Linked DNA regions of Homo sapiens: regions 1 and 2 are each linked to region 3. Evidence: chromatin loops called from intact Hi-C (ENCODE). Cell type or tissue: sigmoid colon. All regions are shown on one strand. Each heading gives the region's core, and the rest is flanking DNA. Links, peaks and the distances in the headings are about the cores only.

The links. Hi-C counts contacts between places; a loop is a spot of excess contacts. Peaks named below come from ENCODE experiments on the same cell type or tissue, not always from the same donor. Only the 100,000 strongest peaks of a DNase experiment are listed, where the experiment ranks them.
Region 1: it touches region 3 in a loop (6-fold over the local background); 8 of 110 quality-filtered maps call a loop at or near these places.
Region 2: a loop joins it to region 3, with 2.9 times the contacts of the local background. A loop is called at or near these places in 7 of 110 quality-filtered maps.

Annotation. Positions count from the first base shown.
Region 1 is chr4:38,918,220-38,926,177 of GRCh38, reverse strand. It overlaps FAM114A1 (family with sequence similarity 114 member A1), which reads right to left. Exons shown (of 15, transcript NM_138389.4): 9 at 3,285-3,408. Among named protein-coding and RNA genes, the nearest start is that of MIR574, 54 kb to the right of the region's middle. In sigmoid colon, for the core only: no CTCF peak of the experiment used is centred there; a DNase peak (open chromatin) is centred at 3,077.
Region 2 is chr4:38,962,246-38,970,017 of GRCh38, reverse strand. TMEM156 (transmembrane protein 156) reads left to right here. Exons shown (of 7, transcript NM_024943.3): 7 at 2,377-3,274. Among named protein-coding and RNA genes, the nearest start is that of TMEM156, 66 kb to the left of the region's middle. In sigmoid colon, for the core only: no CTCF peak of the experiment used is centred there; no DNase peak of the experiment used is centred there; H3K27ac peaks cover 171 bases.
Region 3 is chr4:39,040,143-39,048,100 of GRCh38, reverse strand. It overlaps a transcript of KLHL5 not described here. Among named protein-coding and RNA genes, the nearest start is that of TMEM156, 12 kb to the right of the region's middle. RefSeq lists a silencer at 2,765-3,494. In sigmoid colon, for the core only: no CTCF peak of the experiment used is centred there; DNase peaks (open chromatin) are centred at 2,710, 2,970 and 3,510; H3K4me3 peaks cover 3,027 bases; H3K27ac peaks cover 2,457 bases.

The DNA.
Region 1 (7,958 bases), core at 1,130-6,129, 120 kb after region 3:
CACAGAGCTTCCTCAGCTTCCACTGCCTCCTCTGAAAATTGAGGACAATAAAACCCACTCATATCCTCTTTACAGCTGTTGTAAGGACCAAATACTGCAACAAACGTGAAAGTGTTTTGTAAACACAAAGTTTTATGTAAACAAATTATGTGCTACACTGATACAAACATAGGGAGATTAAAAGTATTTGGGAGGAATCAACACTAAATTAAGATACAAGCACTTTGTAGAGCTCCAGCTTTTAAAGGTGTATTAATTCTGTAAAACATACAAAGCAAGTTTTAGAAACTATTTTGGAAAAAAAAAATCATAGAGAAAAATGGAGGTTGATAAAAACAGATGATAATAAATATTGCAACAAACAATACCTATTACTACAACTCTTGGTCTGTACACATGGCCAAGAAGATCTTCACCGAAGCAATAAAAATAGAAAATGGCCTTTTAAAATCTCTTCTCAGCCATGGTAAATCACATTAAGGGATCTATGGCAGTGTGATAAAATTACACTCTGCTGGAAAAACAAACATGCAAATCATTAGCTAACATTATTAAATGCAGAGGAGACTGATATTAAATTCATCTAAAAAATGATAGTTTATTACATTTTCTGAGAGTACCAAATAAATTATTTAGTTGTTAGGGGGCTTTTAGGAACATAATGCTTACAAGGAAAAAAATGGATGAAAATGCTCAGTTTTCTTCCAGAATTTTGCTCCTAGATTTTCTGCTGGATTGCTCCTGGATTTCCCCCACTGCAAAGATTCCTTACGACAGCTTTTGCATAATCCCTGAACCTTTCTGGGGTTGTGACACTCGATAATTGGATTGATTTAATGACAACGTCTATTCTTTTCTCCCAGTTCTTCATTAAGTTTCTGAAGGACATTTATTTATTAAATTAAGTTAATTAACATTAACAGTGTTTTGAAAATCTGGAGATGCCCTCTTGGGAAAATTGATATATTATGGGAGATAACAGGGTTTTGTCAAATTAAGGCGAGGCAAACCTACCATTGCTAAAGCATGCTGTTCGCACTTCAGGTTTTTCTATGTGTATATGTGAATGTGTATTTAAAGAAACTGAATTTACTGAAGGTCTACACTAAGACTAGAACACATCACTTACAGCAACATTTTCTATTTAAGTTGAAATTAAGTTTCCCCTCCAAGGAATAGCACCAGTTGGGGATGCAATATTTCTTTAGTTGCATTGGCAACAATATCTCCTTGATGTTGGGGGGAATCTGGGATTCTCTTTTTGTCCTTTCTAAATGACACCCTTAATAGGACCAAGGTCTACCTCAGACACCATGACTCTTGAAGAGAAATAGCTTGATTCTTTTTGGTGATTGCTAGTCTGGGAAAGGGGCATCTATTAGTTCATCCTGGGTCCACAAGGCGAGCTACATGACCTTTGACAGCTAGTGTTTTAGTTTCTTCATTAGAAAAACAAAGACAAGGCTGTCATCCTTTGTGACTCCGGGAGGAACATACTAATGCTCAAAAACATGATTCCCAACTGTCTCTGATACGGCCTCTTTCTATGCTTCAGTATAATTGATTCTTTTATTTTGATGCAATGAGCATAAATCTCATTAAGCTGAAGGCATGTAAGGTCAGTGTGTGGAGCTAAAGAGGGAAAGGGTGTCTAAATGACAGTTTCTGAATGCCTAGAATAATTTCGCCCTGAACATCAAGGCTCAAGCATTTGAGCTCTTGTGTCAGAGCTTTGATTAAAAGAATGTAACACATCAGGCACAAAACACTGCCAGCGATTTAAGAATGCACATTCTCATTACTTTGCATGCCGGGTAATAACAACGAGCATAATAATACATGAAAGTTATACTTTATTGCACCTTTACTTTTTCCTGGCATTGTGTTCGCACTTTAAGTAATAAGCACAGCTAACATTTTCGAGCAGTTCTGTGTGCCAGGCACTGTAATATATGTTTTTAGATATATTATCTAACATGACCCCCTACAACAGCTCTTGAACCTGATATATATATCATTGTCTCCATTTTACAAGTGAAGATACTGCATTTCAGAAAGGGTATATAACTTGTTTAACGCCATATAGCAAGAAAATGGTGAAAATGTTTCAAATGGGACCCTTCCAAAGGTCCTAGGAGAAGCCAGACCTGTCTCTGAGGTTGTCTGACCTTTCAGCATAACCTACACAAAACAACTGTGGGTCGGTGGTTATGACATCAGTAAGAAATCTCTCTTCAAGTACATAGCAAATGTTTTACTCTCTTCTGCTCCCAAATGGACAACCTAAAGGAATCATTAACCATGCCCAACCCAGAGAATAAGTTTTCCCCTCTTAAGGAAGCCTTGCTTCTCATAAAATAAGTTCTAATCTCCTTGAGGTCAAGTTATCATCTGGGTGGAAGATTATTGGGAAGTGTGGTTGCCAACCTGATGTAGCATGCCCTGGTGCACTGTCAGAAAATGGTACAGACTTTGTCAGAACTGAACTTTTTAGGTAGAGCGTAGGACACCTGCAAATATACCCGAACTCTTACACCTATAAATTAAAAGGAATAAGAAAAATATACAAAAAAATTCAGGGAAAGATTTGCCCACCATCAACATTAATCACACTAAATAACTTTCACATGCAGATAAAAATTATAAGTGGCAGCATAGGCCAGGCAAGGCGGCTCATGCCTGTAATCCCAGCACTTTGGGAGGCCGAGGCAGGCAGATCATGAGGTCAAGAGATCGAGACCATCCTGGCCAACATAGTGAAACCCCGTCTCTACTAAAAATACAAAAATTAGCTGGGCGTGGTGGCAAGCGCCTGTATCCCAGCTACTCAGGAGACTGAGGCAGGAGAATCACTTGAACCCGGGAGGTGGAGGTTGCAGTGAGCCGATATCACGCCACTGCACTCCAGCCTGGCAACAGAGCGAGACTCCATCTCAAAAAAAAAAAAAAAAAAGTGGCAGCATAAACTCTAGTCATCAGGGCTCTGCTTAGCACATTGCAGTCTTTGTTTATCTGACTATATGCATTCACATTTACTGCATGCCTGTGATGTGCCAGGGATTGTGCCGAACACCAGAGGACCAATAGGAGTTCCCGACCAGTGAAAGAGAGTCTTATAAATCAATGTGACCAGCTCCTGTAACAAGAGCAGATGCACAGTGTCTTTTGGAAGCATGGAGGAGGAGCACTTGAATTAAGTAATTCAAAGGGCTGTGTTCATTAACAGCAGTTTCGTAAGGATTATGCCAACAGTTTGTCTTGCTATTTAAGTTATTTTCCTTTACCTTGTTCTTCTTGATTTTCTTCATTCTCTAATTCTTTGGCTGCAAAGATGTCTTTAATGGAAATTAGGTCATTTTTTAAGAGTTCCAGCTTCTCTCCATCAAGTGATGCTAAAAATGACTGAACCTGAAAAAAGAAATAGGTCAGCACGACTGTCATCTTTTCTTCTCGTTAATAACGTTTACACACAGCGGTCCCCAGTTTTCCCAGGACAAAAGTGATTCATGGTGTGGGAGGTATCGCTGGGTTGAATGTTGGCTTGATGCATGTTAACTGTGCAACTTTGTGCAAGTTAGATAAGCTCTCTGGGTCTCAGTTTTCTCATTTTTAAAGGGAGATTCTTTGTGGAGTAAATGAGATACAAAATGTGAAATACTTTGCACAACTGCACACAGTATGTGCTGCATAAATGGTGGTGGTAGCTCTTCTATCACAGTGGTTAAAAACGCAGTTTGACATCAACCCTGCAGTCAAATGTCAGCTCCTCACTTACTATGACCTTCGGTAACTTATTTAACCTTTTAATGCCTCAGCTTCTTTATCCATAAAATGGAAACTAATTGCACCTCCTTATAAGGTTGTTTTGAGGGTTAAATGAAGTAATCTACTTAAAATACTTAGAGTGATGCTCAATACTTATAAATATACATGCATACGGCCAGACGCGGTGGCTCACGCCTGTAATCCCAGCACTTTGGGAGGCCGAGGCAGGCGGATCACGAGGTCAGGACATCAAGACCATCCTGGCCGACAGGGTGAAACCCCGTCTCTATTACAAATACAAAAATTAGCTGAGTGTGGTGGTGCATGCCTGTAATCCCAGCTACTCAGGAGGCTGAGGCAGGAGAATCCCTTGAGCCAGGGAGTCGGAGTTTGCAGTGAGCCGAGATCGCGCCACTGCACTCCAACCTGGTGACAGAGCGAGACTCCATCTCAAAAAATAAATGAATGAATAAATAAATAAACAAACATGCATCCATATATAAACATAAATAAATACGCATCTATAGATGCACATATATACTTGCTAGATGTCAGTTATCACACTGGGTTTACAAAAATGCACAAGACACATTTTTCTTCTCCAACATCTTGCAGGCTAAAGGAGTGAGGCTGTGTCAACCAAGAACAACTATGACAGGCATGAGAGGAGGGTACAGTGGAGGGAAGCACTAGGAAGGGCACTGTCCTTCCCCCTTGGGGAACTGAGAGGGTACACACAGGGAGGGCTTCACAGAGGAGGTGATGCTGGGACTGACGTCTTCCCTGCTCACTGTCTTTAGAGCCCCTCTTTTGAAACTATCCTCTGTATACAGTTAACAATTATTTGTACAGGCCAGGCATGGTGGTTCACCCCTGTAATCCCAGCATTTTGGGAGGCTGAGGCGGGAGGATCACTTGAGCCCAGGAGTTTGAGGGCTCAAGCAATCAACATAGTGAGACCCCATCTCTATAAAAAATTTTAAGAAAATTAGCCAGGAATGCTGGTGCACGCCTGTGGTCTCAGTTGCTCAAGAGGCTGAGGTAAGAGGACTGCTTGAGCCCAGGAGTTTGAGGCTGCAGTGAACTATGATTGTGCCACTGCACTCCAGCAAGATCCTGTTTCAAAAAAAACAGAACATTATTTGTACAGATGGCCGCTCATTCTCTGAAGATTGATTTGAATTTCCAAAATGGTAAAAGGGCACAGGGAAGGCACCTTATAAAATATTAAGTATAAGTATAAAGTAGTAAAGTTTTATTTTTTCATTCTGCAGGTCAAACTCTTGCTCTGGCGAGAGAGACAGCGGTGGAGCCGTAGTCCTCTTTGGAATAGGTTTTAATATTCATTGTGGTAATAGATGAGCACATCGGGATAACTGAGAGAGGTAGAGAGGGCATCTGGGATACCAGGACACCATTTTCCTAAAAGTTGCTAAAGCTCATTGCCAGGGCATAATGCAGCCAGCACTGAGGCTCTGGGAGGAAGCTCTGCAGGAAGTCATCAACACAAAACCCATTAGCGTGGAGTTCAGCAGGTGGAAGTAAATGTGCCCAGACTCATGGCTGCACGCCACTCCGTTCTGCCCTGACCTTCTCAGACTCTTCATTTCAGCTCGCACACTCATGTTTAGGGGTCAGGGTCCCAGATGTGCATCAACGTATTCTTAGGCTTCAGATCTATTTTCTAAACTGCAGTTTTCTAACATTAATTATTGAATAAATGTGTTTGAATACCATGCTTAGTGAAAAGGTATGCAGACCTGTGGAACATTTGTGTTTGCCTATGTCTTCTGGCGGATGGCAATCATCTGGAAGGGAGAGCATTGGGGTTTTCCATTTGGGGCACCCCTGGGAAGGGTTTTCTTTAGCGAAGCACTCTTTTGTCAGCATCTTTCCACTATAGCATCTCTCCTGCTTTCTCCTAGCTCATTGCATTATGCCAAGGCCATGTGCATTGAATCTTTAGTTCAATCCAATAATAAATATGACATAATCACACACTTCTCCATAAGTATTTATGGAATGCTGACTATATGCTTGGCACAGTGCTGAGTGTTGTTCAGGACACAGGGTAGAGAGGCTGTCTTATAAATCTTTTCCTTGAAAGGAGGTGTGTGCTGCCATTGTGAAGATTTTTGTTTACTATTCCTAACTGTGGAGTATAATGGTGATGAAAATGATTAGTTTTTCTGTTCTTTTTTTTTTTTGAGACGGGTCTCATTCTGCTGCCCAGGCTGGAGTGCAGTGGTGCAATCTTGGCTCACTGGAACCTCCGCCTCCCGGGTTCAAGCGATTCTCCTGCCTGTCTCCTGAGTAGCTGGGACTATAGGTACACGCCACCACTCCCTGCTAATTTTTGTATTTTTTGTAGAGACAGGGTTTCGCCATGTTGGCCAGGCTGGTCTCAAACTCCTGACCTCAAGTGATCTGCCTACCTTGGCCTCCCAAAGTGCTGGGATTACAGGTGTGCCATCGCGCCCAGCCGAAAATGATTAGTTTCTCTTTAACCTTTATCAAACACCGCATCGCCATGCCTGTTGCCATCCTAGAATCAATCTAGTAAAATAGTAACGATAGTAATTCCTTATATTTCCATGATGGGGTCTGAGTTTCAGCCAATGGACTGTCAGCAGAGAAGATGTGCATCATGACTGTCAGCAGGGATGATGTGCATCATTTCTAGGCAAGGCTTTTAAAACATGGGAGTGTCCTCTCTACACTCTCTCTCCTTATGCTGATGTGACTCAGAAGACAATAAGCCCTCAGAGGGCAGGGAAATCCAACACTGCCTTTAGGCTTCAACACAGGGGAGTCCCCAGGCCCAAGAAATGGTCCCACCAGAGCCCACATCTCCATTCTAGAATACTCTCCAGGTCACCAAAGGGTCCCTCTCACAGCCTGCATGGAACTCTTCCCTAGGCTGTGCTCCTGACAGTGGGATGGTGCCACTGGCTGTGTATCCCTCAGCCCACGGGATAGCTAAGAGGTGCTGCTTACAGGGGGTATGGCTGGAGCTTGAACTAGGGCATCCTCCCACAGCCACATAACGTTCCCTGGGGTGAGAGATAGAGCTGCAGATAGGAGGCAGGCAGGCTGAAGCAGAGTCTGGGAATTCAAATTTGAGGAGTCTGGGAATTCAAATGGGAACTTGGCCTTCCAGGTCATTATACAAGTATGTTTGTCAAGTTAAGAGGATGGAATACATTTTCTTTAACAATTTGTTTCTAAAGTTCTTTACCGTTTTAATTTTTATTATTTTTGAGACAGAGTCTCATTCTGTCACCTAGGCTGCAGTGCAGTGGTGTGATCTCGGCTCACTACAACCTCCGCCCCCCAGGTTCAAGTGACTCTCGTGCCTCAGCCTCCCGAGTAGCTGAGATTACAGGGATGTGCCATCACACCCTGCTAATTTTTGTATTTTTAGTAGAGATGGGGTTTTGCCTTGTTGGCCTGGCTGGTCTTGAACTCCTGGCCTTCAGGTGATCCACCTGCCTCGGCCTCCTGAAGTGCTGGGATTACAGGCGTGAGCCACTGTGCCCAGCCAGCTCACCCGGTTTTACATCTACCTTAGACCATAGGCAGTGCCACCATGCCTGGCTCTAATTTTTGTATTTTTATTTGAGACAGGGTTTTGCCATGTTGGTCAGGCTAGTCTCGAACTCCTGGCCTCAAGTGATCTGCCCGCCTCAGCCTCCCAAAGTGTTGGGATTACAGGTGTGAGCCACCGTGCCTGGCCCCAAAATTATTTAACTTTTAAATACTTGGTATGTGTAGGGTTGCCAGATAAAATACAGGATGCCTAGCTAAGCTTGAATTTCAGATAAACAGTGAATATTTTCTACATATAAGTATGTGTCCCAAATATTGCATGGGACACATTTATACTGAAAAAGTATTCATTGTTCATCTAAAGTTAAAATGTAACTAGTCATCCCGTATTTTTATTCGCTACGTGTGTCAACCTCAGTCTAAGCCTCCATTTGTTTTCTTGCTGGAGGCCTGTGTACCTTGGAACGGGCCTAGCGGAGCCACAAGACGGACACAGTCTGGTTCCTGAAGCCCTAAATGCAGGAATGCTGCCTGCTGACCAGGCACTCCTATCTTGGACTATTACAGGAGTGAAGAATAACTCTTACTGTTTTTGACCCATACATTTGTAGGACTGTTTATTTATTTATTATGTTTTTTGAGAC
Region 2 (7,772 bases), core at 1-5,000, 77 kb after region 3:
TGTTGGTAGGAAGAGTATAGCCACTACAGAAAACAGTAGGATATTTCTCAAAAAACTTAAAATAGAACTACTCTTCCATTCAGCAATCCCGCTACTGGGTATCTACCCAAAGGAAAATAAATCACCTCAGGGTGTGGTGGCTCACATCTGTAATCCCAGCACTTTGGGAGGCTGAGGTGGGCAGGTTGCTGGAGCTCAGGGGTTCGAGACCAGCCTGAGCAACATGGTGAAACCCTGTCTCTACAAAAAATACAAAAATTAGCCAGGCGTGGTGACACGTGTCTGAAATCCCAGCTACTGGGGAGGCTGAGGCAGGAAGATCACTTGAGCCTGGGAAGTTGAGGCTGCAGTGAGCTGTGTTCATGCCATGCCACTGCGCTCTAGCTTGGGAGACAAAATGAGACCATGTCTTAAAAAACAAAAAAAGAAAGAAACGGAAAAAGAAAATAAATCACTATAGCAAAGGGATACCTATACTCACATGTTTATTGTAGCACTATTCACAATAGCAAAGATATGGAATGGACCTAAGTGCCCATCAACAGGTGAATGGATAAACAAATGTGGTGCATATATACAATGAAATATTTGCCATAAAAAATGAAATCGTGCCATATGCAGCAACTTGGATGGGACTGGAGGTCATTATCTCAAGTGAAGTAAGCCACGGACAAAAAGGCAAATATCACATGTTCTCCACTTGTAGGTGAGAGCTAAAAAAGTTGATCACATGGAAGTAGAGTGGAAAGATAGAGAACAGAGACTGGGAAAGGTAAGTTGTGGGGAGAGGATGAAGGGAAATGGATTAAAGTGAAGGGAAATGGGTTAAAGGGTACAAATGTACAGTCAGATAGAAGGAATACATTGAATGTGTGAAAGCACAGTAGCGTGACTATAATTACACAAAAATGTATTGTACTTGGGCGACAGATATCCTAAGTATTCTGACTTGATCACTAATCACTATGCATTATATACATAGAACAAAAGTTAACAGGTACCCCATAAATTTGTACAAACAAACCCCAACTTTGCCATCATCTCTTCCTCTAATGTGCTAGTACTCCCCCATTGACCAAACCCAGCCAGAGCCAGAGGGCACTGGAGCCCAGCGGAGGCAGTTATGTAAGTTGGCCTCCCAGGGCACCAAGTAGGGTGGAAACGAGTGGAGGGCAGATTGGGAGAGGCAGCCAAAGGGATCCAGCGTCGATGGCTCAATACGCCAAATTGAAACTTAGTGCCAAGAATCTGTCTGTGTTCAAGGTTAAAGAGAGGCAGGTCTTAGTACTTTGGGTCTCAGTGCAACCAGGGTCTGCTGTTGGCTCAGAAATTCCTAAGTAGCATATAGTGTAGTCATATGATTGTGTCAATGAAATATTACTGGATATTATTATGCTCGAGACCTCTCATTCTGGTTGTTCATTCTGGGATGCTTATCTTTGCATCTGAAGAGTTCCTCTTTCTTTGTTCATTCACCAAATGATTTTTGACCACCTACTGTATGTTGAGAATCCTACTCATTGGCAAAAACAACAATGTAGTCAATGGAGGAGTCAGATTAGAGAAGCCCTAATTCCAATAAAGACTCAAGTAACATGATAAAGGTGTTCACATGTGAAGAGAGGGACTTGGGGAGCACGATAGAGAGACTCCTCCTTCAGAGGACATGATGCCTAGCGTTTAGATGTTCAATAAGGATTTGTTGAGTAAATGAATAAATCCCAATTTCTATGTCTCTGTGTTAGAATCATGGAATGTTATAATTGAAAGAAACTGGCATGAACACTTACACTTTCATTTGATAGATATAGAAAATAAACCAAACATGCTGTAGCAGCAGAGGTTAGTGGAGACTCTAGGTTTCCTTGGTCCTAGGCTGAGAAGTTTGTTATCACTGAGCACAATGTCTTCTTAGGGATATAATGGGGGGTGTCATGGCGTAACACAGAATCAGTCCTGGGGTCACCCTGAAAAGGGAGAATAACTGTCCCAACTTTGGGAACTCTTATACACTGCTGGTAGGAATGTAAACTAGTATAGCCACTACAGAAAACAGTATGGAGATTTCTCAAAAAACTAAAAATAGAACTACTGTTCCATTTAGCAATCCCACTACTGGGTATCTACCCAAAGGAAAAGAAGTCATGGAAGGGTGTGGTGGCTCACGCCTGTAATCCCAGTACTTTGGGAGGCTGAGGCGGTCAGGTTGCCCTGAAAGAGCCCTGAATCAGAGACTTGAGAACATTTTTTGGTGGTCTTATAAGCCATAGTTTTAACAAACGGTTTTAAAATTGTTTTCTGCCCATTCTAATTCAAGTAACACTTAACAAAATTTTTGTGTGAATAATATTTTCTTGCTTTTATTTAAATCTTCAGAATATCCCCGGGCAAGTTGGACCGAGCCCTTTGAAGAATACTCAGAAGTTTATTTTGTGAATGAGTAGACTGGAAAATGTTTGTGTCCAGCTGAGGATGCACAGTTGGAAAGCAGGAGGAATGCTGACTGGTTGATGAAAACTAGCTTAAGAGCATTCATTCGCTCCATGAGATCAAGGGAACAAGAGTGTTTGCAAGAAGCCATTATGAGTCATGGAAAAAAAGATGATGAAACCCATGGAAACAGCAAGAGAATTCCCACTCTCTCTCTTCTTAAAAAAAATCTATCATTATACAGCACAGAGTGGAGCCAAGTTTTTAATTTTGAGGAACCAAAAACAGGATCAAATATGAAAACCCTTTCTTTTATTGGGCCACATTGTAGATGCTGATTTGATAATTGTTTCCTATGCAGATAGATTATTTTTATTTCACAGATTATTTAAAAGGGAAGAGGGCCTGGTTGTTTATTTATATGTTTGTTTGCATTTATGAATCTTGCTGCCTTTTAGCACCAGGATGTTTTTAAAAAAATTCAAAGAGGCCAGGCGCAGTGGCTCATGCCTGTAATCCCAGCACTTTGGGATTCTGAGGTGGGAGGATCATGAGGTCAAGGGATCGAGACCATCCTGGCCAACATGGTGAAACCCTGTCTCTACTAAAAACACAAAAATTAGCTGGGTGTGGTGGTGCGCGCCTGTAGTCCCAGCTCCTCAGGAGGCTGAGGCAGGAGAATCACTTGAACCTGGCAGGCAGAGTTTGCAGTGAACCAAGATCACGCCACTGCATTACAGCCTGGTGCAGAGCAAGACTCTGTCTCAAAAAAAAAAAAAAAAAAAAATCAAAGATACCAATAAAACGAATTTAAATAAAATACTTAAGTACTTTAATAGCAAAACGTTTCCTTTGATTCTTTTGGCTTTCATATTTGTTATAGCCATTGTTAATGTCAAGCATAATTATAGTTACTAATAACAATAAAAAAGCACATATAGACAAGAGGGCAGCTCTTGACATTAAAATATAAACATGCTTTTCCAGAGTTAAGGTGGAACTTAATCTCCTGGCCATCATTATATGGCTACAGTTGCTTATCTGAGTTGATTTACAGGATTAACTGCAGGGTCAGATTTAATAATCAGTGATGGGGTTGAGGACACGCTGCCCCAAAATATGGCACCTTGGCAAACTGAATTTTTTAAGCTGAAGGATTTGAGAAAATGGCAAATTTTAAGTGGAAATATTACTCTGACCTTCCTTTGCCACCTTTCTCCCCGGAAGCAGGTAATAAAACCTTTGCTGACCTTCCTCTAAAACACATCATAGGACCCTCATGTGAGAGGTGCTCTTCCTGTATCCACAGAGGAAAGGCAGTTCCCTATCTCCCAAGACACAGGGACCCAGAGGAGAATCTGAACAAACGGGCTCTGCTAAGTTTCCCTCCATTTATTCCTATTAGATCTAGTACTCTTTTTGCCTGATCATATTTCTGCAAGTGTCTCTCCATTCTTCATCAAACCTACTACTAAAAACACTCAAGTGTAACTGTTTCCTCTGATCTTCACTTCCTGAGGATGGCCCTTGTGTTACGTAGAACTTGTTTAAATAAACCACTATGTTTTTCTCTGGTTAATCTTTTATTATAAAGGATTCAGCTCTGAATTTAAAAGGGTAGGAGGAAAAGATATTTTTCCCTTCCTACATAAGCAATCTAACAGGCATGAATATTCCAGCACACAGAGGTTTTTTTTTCTGGTATTCGATTATTTTTTCTCTAGATCACAAATTGAGATTCTAATTGTAAAATTTAGAGATTGAAGATTTCGCAAACGGAATTACAGTAGTCTCACTTTTTCTGGTCTGTGTATCCCTAAATAATAGGTGAGTCAAACTCAGGTCTGGGATTTTTCAGCGGTAGTGAAGGGGCATTACACCCTGTGAGGTATGGATATTATGCAATTTCTCAGAAGCCAAATTATTGTTTCCCTACACACCACCTCTTATGTTCTGACCAATGACTTAGAAATCAATGAGAACTTGGCTTGCAAAAAGCAAACATAAAGCTTCGAGTCCAGTTAAATTGTGGCAGCTTTCAGGAAGCTAATTTCGCCGATTCATTAAAATAATCGACTTTTAACAGATACTGTGACGCACGCAAAGATGTAGATGGCCTACTCTGCCTACAGAGAATTTACACTCTGGCAGAGGAGACAGGATGTGTACACCACTGGTGAAAATACTGGACACAATACGGTAAGCTAAGTGTCAATTGCAGGATGCATGCTTCCTGCTGAGAATTTACAAGCCAATAGGATCACTTCCAGTTGGGAGGAATTAGGGCAGGCTTTTGAGCAGGGTTTTGAAGATGGCTTTTCCTGATTCTCAGAATCACCAAACCTCTCAAATAAACACGTTCTCAGCCCCCATAGCCCTTTTCATACCTGTTACTTTGTCATTATTTTTGTGGTTACGAATTAATGTCTGTCTTCCCCTCTAGACTGGAAGCTGCATGAGGACAGGGAACATGTCTGGTTCTGCTCACCATAAAATCCCCAGCAGCTGGTAAGGTGTTTGGCTCACAGTAGGTTCTTTGTAAATATTTGTTGGGTAAAGCACTAGGCCGGGTGCAGTGGCTCACACCTGTAATCCCAGCACTGTGAGAGGCAAAGGCAGGAGGATTGCTTGAGGCCAGGAGTGTGAGGCTGCAGTGAGCTATGGTTGTACCACCGCACTCCAACCTAGGCAACAGAGTGAGACCCTGTCTCTGAAAAATTAAGAAGACCTATTTATCGAGCCTTCACTCTACACCTGGCATGGGCCCCGTGTACTCTCATTTATTCCTCACAATGATGCCTTGAAACAGGTGTCATTCTCTCTGAGGAAGCTGAGGCCAAGTGAAGCTCACCAATCCTATTGATTGATATTCTTCAGTCTTAGGTTGGTCAGGCTGCAAAACCTGTGCAGCTTCTACAATCTGCCTTGTGGGGTAGAGACAGGGCAAAGGGAGCAAAATGGATGGAGGGCGTGCCTGAGAGAAGTGGCTGCGGCTGAGAGCACTGTCAAAGATGTCTTCAAGGAGCGCAAGGAGGCTGGGTGAACTGGGCCCTGGAAGAAGACATCTCACTGGAGTTGTTATGTGGTCACTGGTTCTGTGTGCCTCCCCTAGCCTGGTAGTTCTGTCCCCCTCCCCATACAACTGGCCCCAGTAAAAACCAACCAGTGGTCCTTGGTGCCTGGTATGATTGAAGGCTTCCCATTGACACCACTAGCTTTTCGTGTACCCTGCTTTCCAGTTGGTTCCAAACTTGACCTTGACCCACCCATACCCCCTCCCTATGACCTGTGGCTTAGTCCTGTGTTCGTGGCTCTCACTGCAGGCTTTCCTCCCCAGCTGTAAGCCACACTCACCTCCTTGACCTCTGTGTCCTGCTAAGCAGCCAGGTCCCTAGCCTGCCTTTCAAAGGATTCAGGTGTAGATTGAAGAGGGAGAGAGGAAACATGGCACCATGCAGGAGTCTTTCAGTCATTAAGCACACAGTGGAATTAGAGTGACAAAAAGAAGAGATAGAAGAGAGGATATGGATGGAGAATTGGTGGTGCTTGGTAAGTGATTTGATGCAGGGGTGATAGGGTAGGCAGAGAAAGGAGGAGAGATGAGACACACATGACAACCTTCCAGACTCCCGTGTGCAGAAAATAAATATTGCCCAAACTTATAGCTAGTTTTTAGTTTCTAGAAGAATTTTTATTTTCCAGGGGATTTCTACCAAACTCTGTACTTTCATCCTAGCCTGAAGTTGGACTCTTCCCTCTCCTATACTTAGTCATCCCTGGATGAAATAGTCATTCAGACCACCTTCTTTTCCCTGCCTTTTTAATGATTGTTACATTTGCCCTTTCCTTTCATCTTTATAAATCCTTTACACGAAAGGCAGATAGGCCACCTTGTCCATGAAGTTTCCCCTGCTCACCCCAGATGGAACAATGTCTGTTGTTTCTGTGTTTTTCTAGGATTTAGTCCTCTTATCATGGTACTTCTCACATCTTGCCTTGTACCACAGCTAGTTGTATTCATTTCTCTTTCCCTACCAGACTGTGAGTGAGAGAGGGAACCATATCATCTCCAGCTTCTGAGTCTCTGATGATAGGTACTCACTTCTCTCCAACCTGCTTCTCCCAAGCAATAGTCATCTGGGTTAATGGAGTTAGCCAGATGTTGGCTGTAGATTCAGGTTATCTGTAAGGGGATGGAATTGGAGGCCCACACATCAGGGCCTTCTAGCCCAAGGATAATGTTCTTTTATAAACTTGGGGGCAGGTGTATGAGAGTTCATTGGGTCACAATTCTATATAGCTTATATATATTGTAAAATGAACTTTAGTACCTACTTAATATTTAGTAAAATAAAATTCAAAAATAGACAAATATTGTACTGAATTGCATCCATCCTTACCTTCTCCTTCTGTCAGTAGAGAACTCCTGTCTGTTTCTCTCTCTCTGAACTATCTTCCTTTCCCTTTCTGTCAAACATTGTGGAATAAAGACTTGGACTCAATTTTCTGACACAGTTTATTCTCATAATTTGACTCCATTTACTTCCTTCTCTGTCTCCTTGTCTATTTTACTTCTTTTTCTGTCTACATGTTTCTTCACCATCTCCAACTATTTGTACTATTATGATGGATGGCAATCTTAGGATAATGAGTGGAAAGGAGTTCTTAAGTTTTGAAAATTTAAGTAAGGTGTATTACCAGATTAACCTAGAGCCATGAAAACTAAAATATACATTTAAAAAATCTTCTGTGAACTGGGAATTATGTACTTTGGTAAAGGTTCTGAATAGACTTCTTTTTTTTAAAAGAAGACATAAGTATATGAAAAAATGTTCAACATCACTAATCATCAGGGAAATATAAATCAAAACCATGCTGGGGTATCATCTCACTCCAAGTCAAATGGCCATCCTCAAAAAGACAAAAAATAACATAAATGCTGGAGAGGATGCAGAGAAGAGGAAACTCCTGTGCACTGTTGGTGAGAATGTAAATTAGTACAGCCATTATGAAAAATAGTACGAAAGTTTCTTAAAAAACTAAAAATAGAACTACCACACGATCCAGCAGTGCTATTACTGGGTATTTATCCAAAGGAAAGGAAATCAATATATCCAAGAACTACCTGCACCTCAGTGTTTATTACAGCCCTATTCAAAGTAGCCCAAATATGAAACCAACCTACAGATCCATCAATGGATGAATGAATAAAGAGAATGTGGTACATATATGTATTAGTCTGTTTTCACACTGCTAATAAAGACATACCCAAGACTGGGTAGTTTATAAAGAAAAAGAGGTTTAATGGACTCATAGTTCCACATGGCTGGGGAGGCCTCACA
Region 3 (7,958 bases), core at 1,101-6,100:
AGGATTCTTGATACATTATTTCATTTGTTCTCTTAAAGCTGTTTTTCTACTACCCAGTACCCAGTAGATTCTCAACATTTATTCCATAAATGAATTTATGTGCTCTCATCATTCTAATTTTACAAATAAGGAAATAGATTCAGGGAGGTTCATCAACCGGCTGGAAACAACCCTGCACATACAGCAGTGACACAATCCCAGACTTTCTGGCTTCAAATCTTCGCTCTTTCCACTCTGTACTGTGTTCTCTTAGGTTTCTCATAGCTATGGAATGCTTATGATTTGACAGTAAATTAACAGTACAAATAGTGTTTGTGATAAAAAATGTCAATCCCATATTTACATCCAAGAATAAAGTCATTCCTCAAGGACTTCAACTTGCCTATGCCTAGTCTAATTCATAGACACTAAGTACCCTGAAGCACAGAAGAAGGTGCCCTAGAGGTCCTTCAACAGGCAACTTGCAGAACAATGAAGAAATGTGAAAGAATTCGGGGGAAAGTAGTGTTCTCCTTTGCTATACAGTATGTTAAAATGCCGACTTTTAGATTATCTTCACTTTGGTCCTTAACAAATTGGCTAACTTCAACTCTTTGCTTTCCAATTCTCATTAAACCTCAGTTGTAAGAAATACTAATGAAGAACTGCCTGAAGAATAGATAACTCATCTTTTTTTATTTTTTGAGATGGAGTCTCACTCTGTTGCCCAGGCTGGAGTGCAGTGGCACCATCTCAGCTCACTGCAACCTCCACCTCTCAGGTTCAAGCGATTCTCCTCCTTCAGCCTCCTTAGTAGCTGGGACTACAGGTACGTGGCACCACTCCCGGCTAATTTTTGTATTTTTAGTAGAGACGGGGTTTAACTGTGTTGGCCAGGGTGGTCTTGAACTCCTGACCTCAAGTGATCCACCTACCTTGGCCTCCCAAAGTGCTGGAATTACAGGCGTGAGCCACCGTGCCCAGCTAATTCATCTATTTTTCTAGGTTCAGTGGTCCTCAATTTGTGTTACATAGTCATATAGATTTGGAAAATATTACAAAATACATCCCGCTTTAAAACAGCAACTTGAACATTAGTATAGTAAATCTCCAAGAAATTCTGTAGTAAAACCAATTTTCTAATCTAGTTATCTCAAACTTACTTGAGCTCAGAATCTTGTTGCAAGAAAGGAAATATTTTCTCATTCCTTAGAACACAGTTTGGGAAATACTGTTCTAGATCATTCTAAATGTTATAAATGGATCAAGTGACTCCACTCCTTCAGAAAACTTATTAACAGTTTTATCACTCTCCTATATTGAAAAACACTGTCGTGCAAAATTCACTATTTTCCTTAGGGGCGTTTTAAAGATATTGTCAACTGCATCCCATATCTCCTTTTTTCATTAGGGCCCAGGAGGAAAATACGCCTCTCAGGCCTCATTACTGGAAAACGCCTTGGTTAGGGCAGAACTGGTTTGTTTCTAATCTTGGAATTAGAAACAAAATGAAACTTTGTTATTTTATTTTATCTTTTCAAGCAGGGGTCTCACTATGTTGCCCAGGCTGGTCTTGAACCCCTGAGCTCAAGCGATCCGCTCGCCACGGCCTCCCAAAGGGCTGGAATCACAAGCGTTAGTCACCGCGCCCAGACAAAACAGGCTGAAACTTATGTTGTTCCTTTTTCTCTTTTTACCTAGCTCCCAGGAAGCCCAAGGCCCAAACTGTGACTCATCTCTAGTACAGGATCTTTTAAATAGGAACTTGGTATTATCTTTTTTCTTGACTTTGTGTTCTTCTTTTCCTGCTCTACCTCAATTTTCCCATTTAGTTTGTTTTATCCTATGGTACTACATGGTCGCTAGATTGCTTCAAATATATAGTTTCTGGAACTATATATTGTACATATTGCATCTTCTTACAATTTCATGTTGATTCTGCCCTCCCTGCCCAATTACCCAACAACGTCAGTGTATTCATCTTTGTGTAAAAGTATTCACATAAGTCATAACAAGCCAATAGGACATACACATTCACAATGCAGTCAAATCTGTAAATGCTGAAAACCAGAAAAAAAAAAAAAAGTCATGATTGGTTTTTTGCCGCCAGAGGTCTAATAACCAAAAAGAGTTATTAAACTGTTTCCTAACAGGAAGGAGAATCAACATTTATTTAGCACCAGCAGATGCCAGGCACATAACAGCAGCTCATTTTTCAAAGCAAGCAGGAGGGGCATCCGCACATCTAACCTCTGGAAGAAGACACCAGAAACAGAATATTGGGAGGGTGCAGGGGTGGGTGGGGTGAGCCTGTCTGCCCCTTTTGTACCTTTTGAATTCTGTGAACTTGTCGACTACTGAAGAATATTTTTGAAAATGAAATGAAGCGATAAAAAACGACAGTAACGCTTTACTCTCTGACATAGCAAACTTTTACCGCCAGCTTCTGATCCCAGAGCATGCACTGAAATAAATGCCTAAATGCAAAAGTTTCACCAGGCACGCCGGGTCTCGGGAAAATGAAGTCCCCGTCTTATTCTCCACACTCCGGGGGCGAGGGTATTATTTAAAAGAAAAGCTTAAAAACTTAGGTCAAAATTGCCTGCAAGTAATAAGGAGAGGAAAAAAAAAATCCGAAATGGTTTCCAGTTTGTTTTATTGGCAGGGACAGTCCGGGAAAGCAGCAACGGGTGCACCGCAGTCCGCTCCTCACTGCCGGCCACCAGCACCGCGTCCACAACTTTCCACAACTCCAGGGCGGCCCGGGCGCCGGCTCCGGCGCTCGGGGGTGCGCAGCGGGGAGGCCGGGCCGGGGTTCGAGCCCCGGGCGCGGTGTGCGGAGGCCCCCGCCCGGCCCAGCCCCTCCGGACCCGAGGGCCTCGCAGCCGCCTCCGGGAGGGGCAGCGTCTTCGCGCCCCGCGCGCTCCGGGAGGCCGCAGCGGGGCGTGAGAGTCGCGTGGGGGCGGGAAGCGGGCCCTGCCCGAGGCGGCCCCCTCCCCGATGCCGAGAAGGAAGTCGCACTTACCGCGTCGGGCTCCGGAGGCGGCCGTGGGTCACGGCGGGCCGGGGCGGCCAGGCGGGAGGAGCGGGGGAGGCGGGGGCCGGGGCCGGCGAGCTGAGTGGGATGCTCGGCCCCTCGCGCGCCCCTAGACCCTGTCCGGGCAGCCTCATCCCCGGCGCCGGCCGGCCCGGAGCGAGCCACTCCCGCTCCGTCAGGCGGCGCCAGGCCGGGGGGTCAGAGTCCCCGGGTGGCCCCGGAGGGGGCGGGCGAGTAGGTGGGGGTAGGGGACCGGTTAGCCCGTCAGTCCCGGCGCGGCGCAGTCGGCTGCCCGCCCCGCCCCCTCCCGCCAGGCCCCGCCCCCTCGCCGGGTCGCGCGCCCGGAGAGGCCGCGGCCGCCACTGCCCCGCCGGGGGTTTCTTTGCTCTCCTGCGCGGCGTGGGGACGGCCCGAGCCGGGGAAGGGGGTGGGGGAACGGGAGCGTCTGTGGCAAGAGGAGCTAGTGGGGGAAGGGGACGTCAGGCTGGGCGGGGCTCTGGCGAGGAGGGGGCGTGGCGTAGAGGACCTGACAAAGATTCTGGTTGTTCCCCGCCCCTTGAAACTGGGGTTAGGGGAATTCCTGGGGGTGGAAGTTAGGAAGAGGTCCCTCTGCAGGGCTGGAAGGCCGTGAGAGAGGCGGCCTCTGTTGTCTCAGAGCTTAAAGGGAACTCACTAAGACTCGCCTCCCTTCTCCAGCCTCAGTAACCATTCCCCTTGCAATAATCTGATAATTAGTGTGCTCTAGGTGGTGGGTTTGTGGCATCGAAATTATGATCCTCAGCACTGTGACCATAATCATTGTTTTCCAGTGGTGGAATAATAAGAATCAGAAAAAGTAGGTTCTTTATTCATTCCTCTACCCAACATTGAACTCCTATATGCTAGGTCGTGAGAATAACAACTAATTTATTTGGCGCCTTATGAAAACACTAAAGTACTTTACATATTAATTCATCATCAGGTTTGAGCAAAACAGCTATGGTCCCTGCCCCCCGTAGCTCATGATGCATTAGGAAGGGAGGGATTTCCTTACTTTGTCTCTGAGTGATGTGTAAACCAAATGCCCACGTGCTTTCTTTTGGTTCTTAAAATAATGCCTATGTTCATTATTCGTAGATTAGTGTTTGCTACTCTGAGTTAGCTGTATGCTCTCCGTCCGTGATGGTTGAATGTGGTCATTCCCCCCCAGATGACATTTGTTCAGGAGCTCTTCAGTTTGTCTCCGTAATAAAAACCCAATGCAAGCAAAGCAAGTGGTCCAGAAGACTGATAATCAAATAACATAACCAAATTGTGGTAGCCTGGGGTGGCTGGGAGATCTATTTAGGGATGTTTTGTGCACTTCCACTTGGGGAAGTGGTTAGGAAAAAACAATATGATGTAAAAGAATGAAGTACTCACATGGACAGCTAGTTCAAAGGGAAGCGGATGGGACAATTTAAGATTGTTACAGTCAGGAAGAAGATACATCACAAACTCTCCCAAGGAGGGTTCCAACCACAAAGTACAGGATACATTTTTTATCGGAGCTATGTGGAAGAGACACCCTCCACCTCCTGTGCCATGACACCTACGCCCATAGATAAAAATGACCTCAGTAACTTTGTTTTTAAACACAAAAGACAATTGTGTAAACAAACCCACTGCTTGAATTTTTGGAATTTGGTACTACGTTTCAGCCCTTATTGGATTTTTCAGTGTTTACCTTTGTGTACATTAACCGCAATGACATTCTTCTCATAGTTGTTTTTTTTTTCTTCCCTGCTCATAGTTACTTGTTCAGTCTTGGATTTTTAGTTCAGCATTTTTCTTTCAGGTTTATAATGAGAAAGACTAGAAAAGCATTGCAATCTAATCAGATAACAATTGCAGTAAAAATTCCTGATTTAAGAAATAGGCATTCCCGGCCAGGCGTGGTGACTAATGCCTGTAATCCCAGCACTTTGGGAGGCCAAGGCAGGTGGATCACGAGGTCAGGAGATCCGAGACCATTCTGGCCAACATGGTGAAACCCCGTCTCTACTAAAAATATAAAAATTAGCTGGTTATGGTGGCACGTGCCTGTAATCCCAGCTACTCGGGAGGCTGAGGCAGGGGAATCACTTGAACCAGGGAGGTGGAGACTGCGGTGAGCCAAGATTGTGCCATTGCACTCCAGCCTGGTGACAGAGTGAGACTCCATCTAAATAATAATAATAATAATAATAAAGAAAGAAAGAAATAGGCATTCCCATACATGATCTTTTATTTTTCCTGGTGAAATATATTGTTTGTTCTATCCTGAAACTTATTTTATTTACTGATCTGTATTTTCAGCTCATTTGCTCCATCAGCCCAGTAAAAACAATTAAATAAAACATCCCCTGTGATCTGGCTGCCTCCATGGGCTCTCATGCTACTCCCAGACACTGGATTCCTTCCTCTTCTGCCAACAGGCCAAGTGCTTGCCCATGCAGCCTTCACATGTTCCTCTGTCTAGCAGGCTCTTAGCTGTTCTCACAGCTAACTCCCTCCTCCATCATGTCACTTTTCCTGACTATCCATGTAAACCTGTAACCCGCCCCCCAACTCCTCACTTCTCAGCACTGAGCACCACCTGACATATACATCTGTTTATTTATCTCTATGCTCCCACTGGAATGTAAACTTCATGAGAGCAGAGCTTTGTTTTGTTACTTTTAAATCTCCAGTGCCTATTATTCACCACATCTGTCATATAGTAGATAATCAACAAATATTTTTTGAATGAATTAATGAATCCAAATAGGAGAGATAGCTCGTATTCCTTTTGTAGTGGCCAAACAGCTTTCGTGCAATTTATCTTATAACTGAATCATGTGACTTAGATGTATTAATAAGGTCTAAAACACAGCCCACATTTACCTTATTTAAAAGTAGAATTTGGCCGGAAGCGGTGGCTCATGCGGGTAATCCCAGCATTTTGGGAGGCCCAGGTGGGTGGATCACTTGAGGTCAGGAGCTTGAGACCAGCCTGGGCAACACGGTGAAACCCCACCTCTACCAAAAGTACAAAAATTAGCTGGGCGTGGTGATGGATGCCTGTAATCTCAGCTACTTGGGAGGCTGAGGCAGGAGGATTGCTTGAACCTGGGTGGGAGAGGTTGCAGTGAACTGAGGTTGAGCCACTGCACTCCAGCCTGGGAGACAGAGCAAGATTCCATCTCAAAAGAAAAAAAACGTAGAATTTGAAAAGGCATTTTATCTCTCATTCTGGCAATACTAAGGAACAGGATTTGAAGAAGCATTCACAGCTAAGAATTTACGCTGAGATCTTATAACTTTGCCCATAAATGGATCCATAGAATCAGAGGGGTATGATGGATCAATACATGCTGTGAAAGTCTTAATAATTTTCCATGAGAGGAAACACAGCCATAATCAGAAAATTTGACAACTCTACTGATAATTTGATACATGATGTCAGTAGGATGTCTTTTGTGAATGCTTAAATAATTTTAATTGATAATTATGATGATGAGGTTAACAATGTTTTAGTCTGGTTAAAGTGTAATACCAATACATAGTAAAGAGAACTTAACCCTAGTATGTAAATGCGCTTAATAAAGAAACGGTTTGATTTTTCATTTTGTACTCTGCCTACTGGGTGTGTGGGTGGGGAGGATTAAAAGATTAAACTATGATTATATACAGTATATATGTTCAAAATCTGGATCCCAGGAATGTGATCTTTTTTAGAGGACTTAGGAGTTCTTTTAGTAGTATTTCTGCTCTCCAAGTTCTGACATGAACAGCCTCCTGTGGAATCAGTCTCATTAAAATAGAGAGCTATATAAATATGACCAGATCGTACCCCTGGGAAGCAAATCTCCAAATCAGGAGAGAAAGGTGGCCAAGTAAATCCAACTAAAAGTGTGTCCCTTGAAGTTTACCTTATATTCTCACTCTGGTTTCTCTTGGTTCACCTGTCAATTTGGCCCAAATACAAAAAAAGAAAAAAAGAAAAGACAAGAAAGAGAATTTCCTTAGCTTTTTTTTTTTTTTTTTTTTTTTTGAGATGGAGTCTTGCTTTGTTGCTAGACTGGAGTGCAGTGGCATGATCTCGGCTCACTGCAACCTCCACCTCCTGGGATCAAGTGATTCCCCTGCCTCAGCCTCCTGAGTAGCTGGGACTACAGGCCTGCACAACCATGTCCAGCTAACTTTTTGTATTTTAGTAGAGGCGGGTTTTCACCATGTTGGTCAGAATGGTCTCTATCTTCTGACCTCGTGATCTGCCCGCCTCGGCCTCCCAAAGTGCTGGGATTACAGGCATGGGCCACCACGCCCAGCCTCAGCTCTCTTCACCACAGCTAAACCAATCTAGAATTTCTAAGTGAACTTTGCTAAAATCTAAAGGAGAATAAAAATGAAATTATTACTATATTATGGAAAATATAAGCAACACCGATAACTTTATTCATTTGCTCAGCTTCTCTTCTCCATTTACATTCTTCCAGGAACAAACTTCCATCCCCAAGGGGAGATATAAATTTGCAGGCAACCTGCCTAGTTTCCTTCCCTCTAGGCTCTCTTTCTTTCTCTGCACAGTAAGGTCATTTTTCTGTCTTATTATTTTTTTTCTTTTTAGACAGGGTCCTGCTGTGTCACCCAGGCTGGAGTGCGGTGGCACGATCCTCCCACCTCAGCCTCCCGAGTAGCTGGGACTACAAGCCACCATGCCGGCTAATTTTATTTATTTATTTTGTAGAGATGGAGTCTTACTATGCTGCCTAGGCTGGTCTCAAACTCCCAGGCTCAAGTGATCCTCCTCAGCCTCCCGAAGTGTTGAGATTACAGGCATGGGCCATCATGCCTGGCCCACTTTTCTGTCTTTCACATGGCCGCCACAAGCCTGTCCCAGTCACAGCCAAGACTAAAAGCCCCACTTGTCCTCTGTCCCCATTCTTCTGGTTAGAGGGAT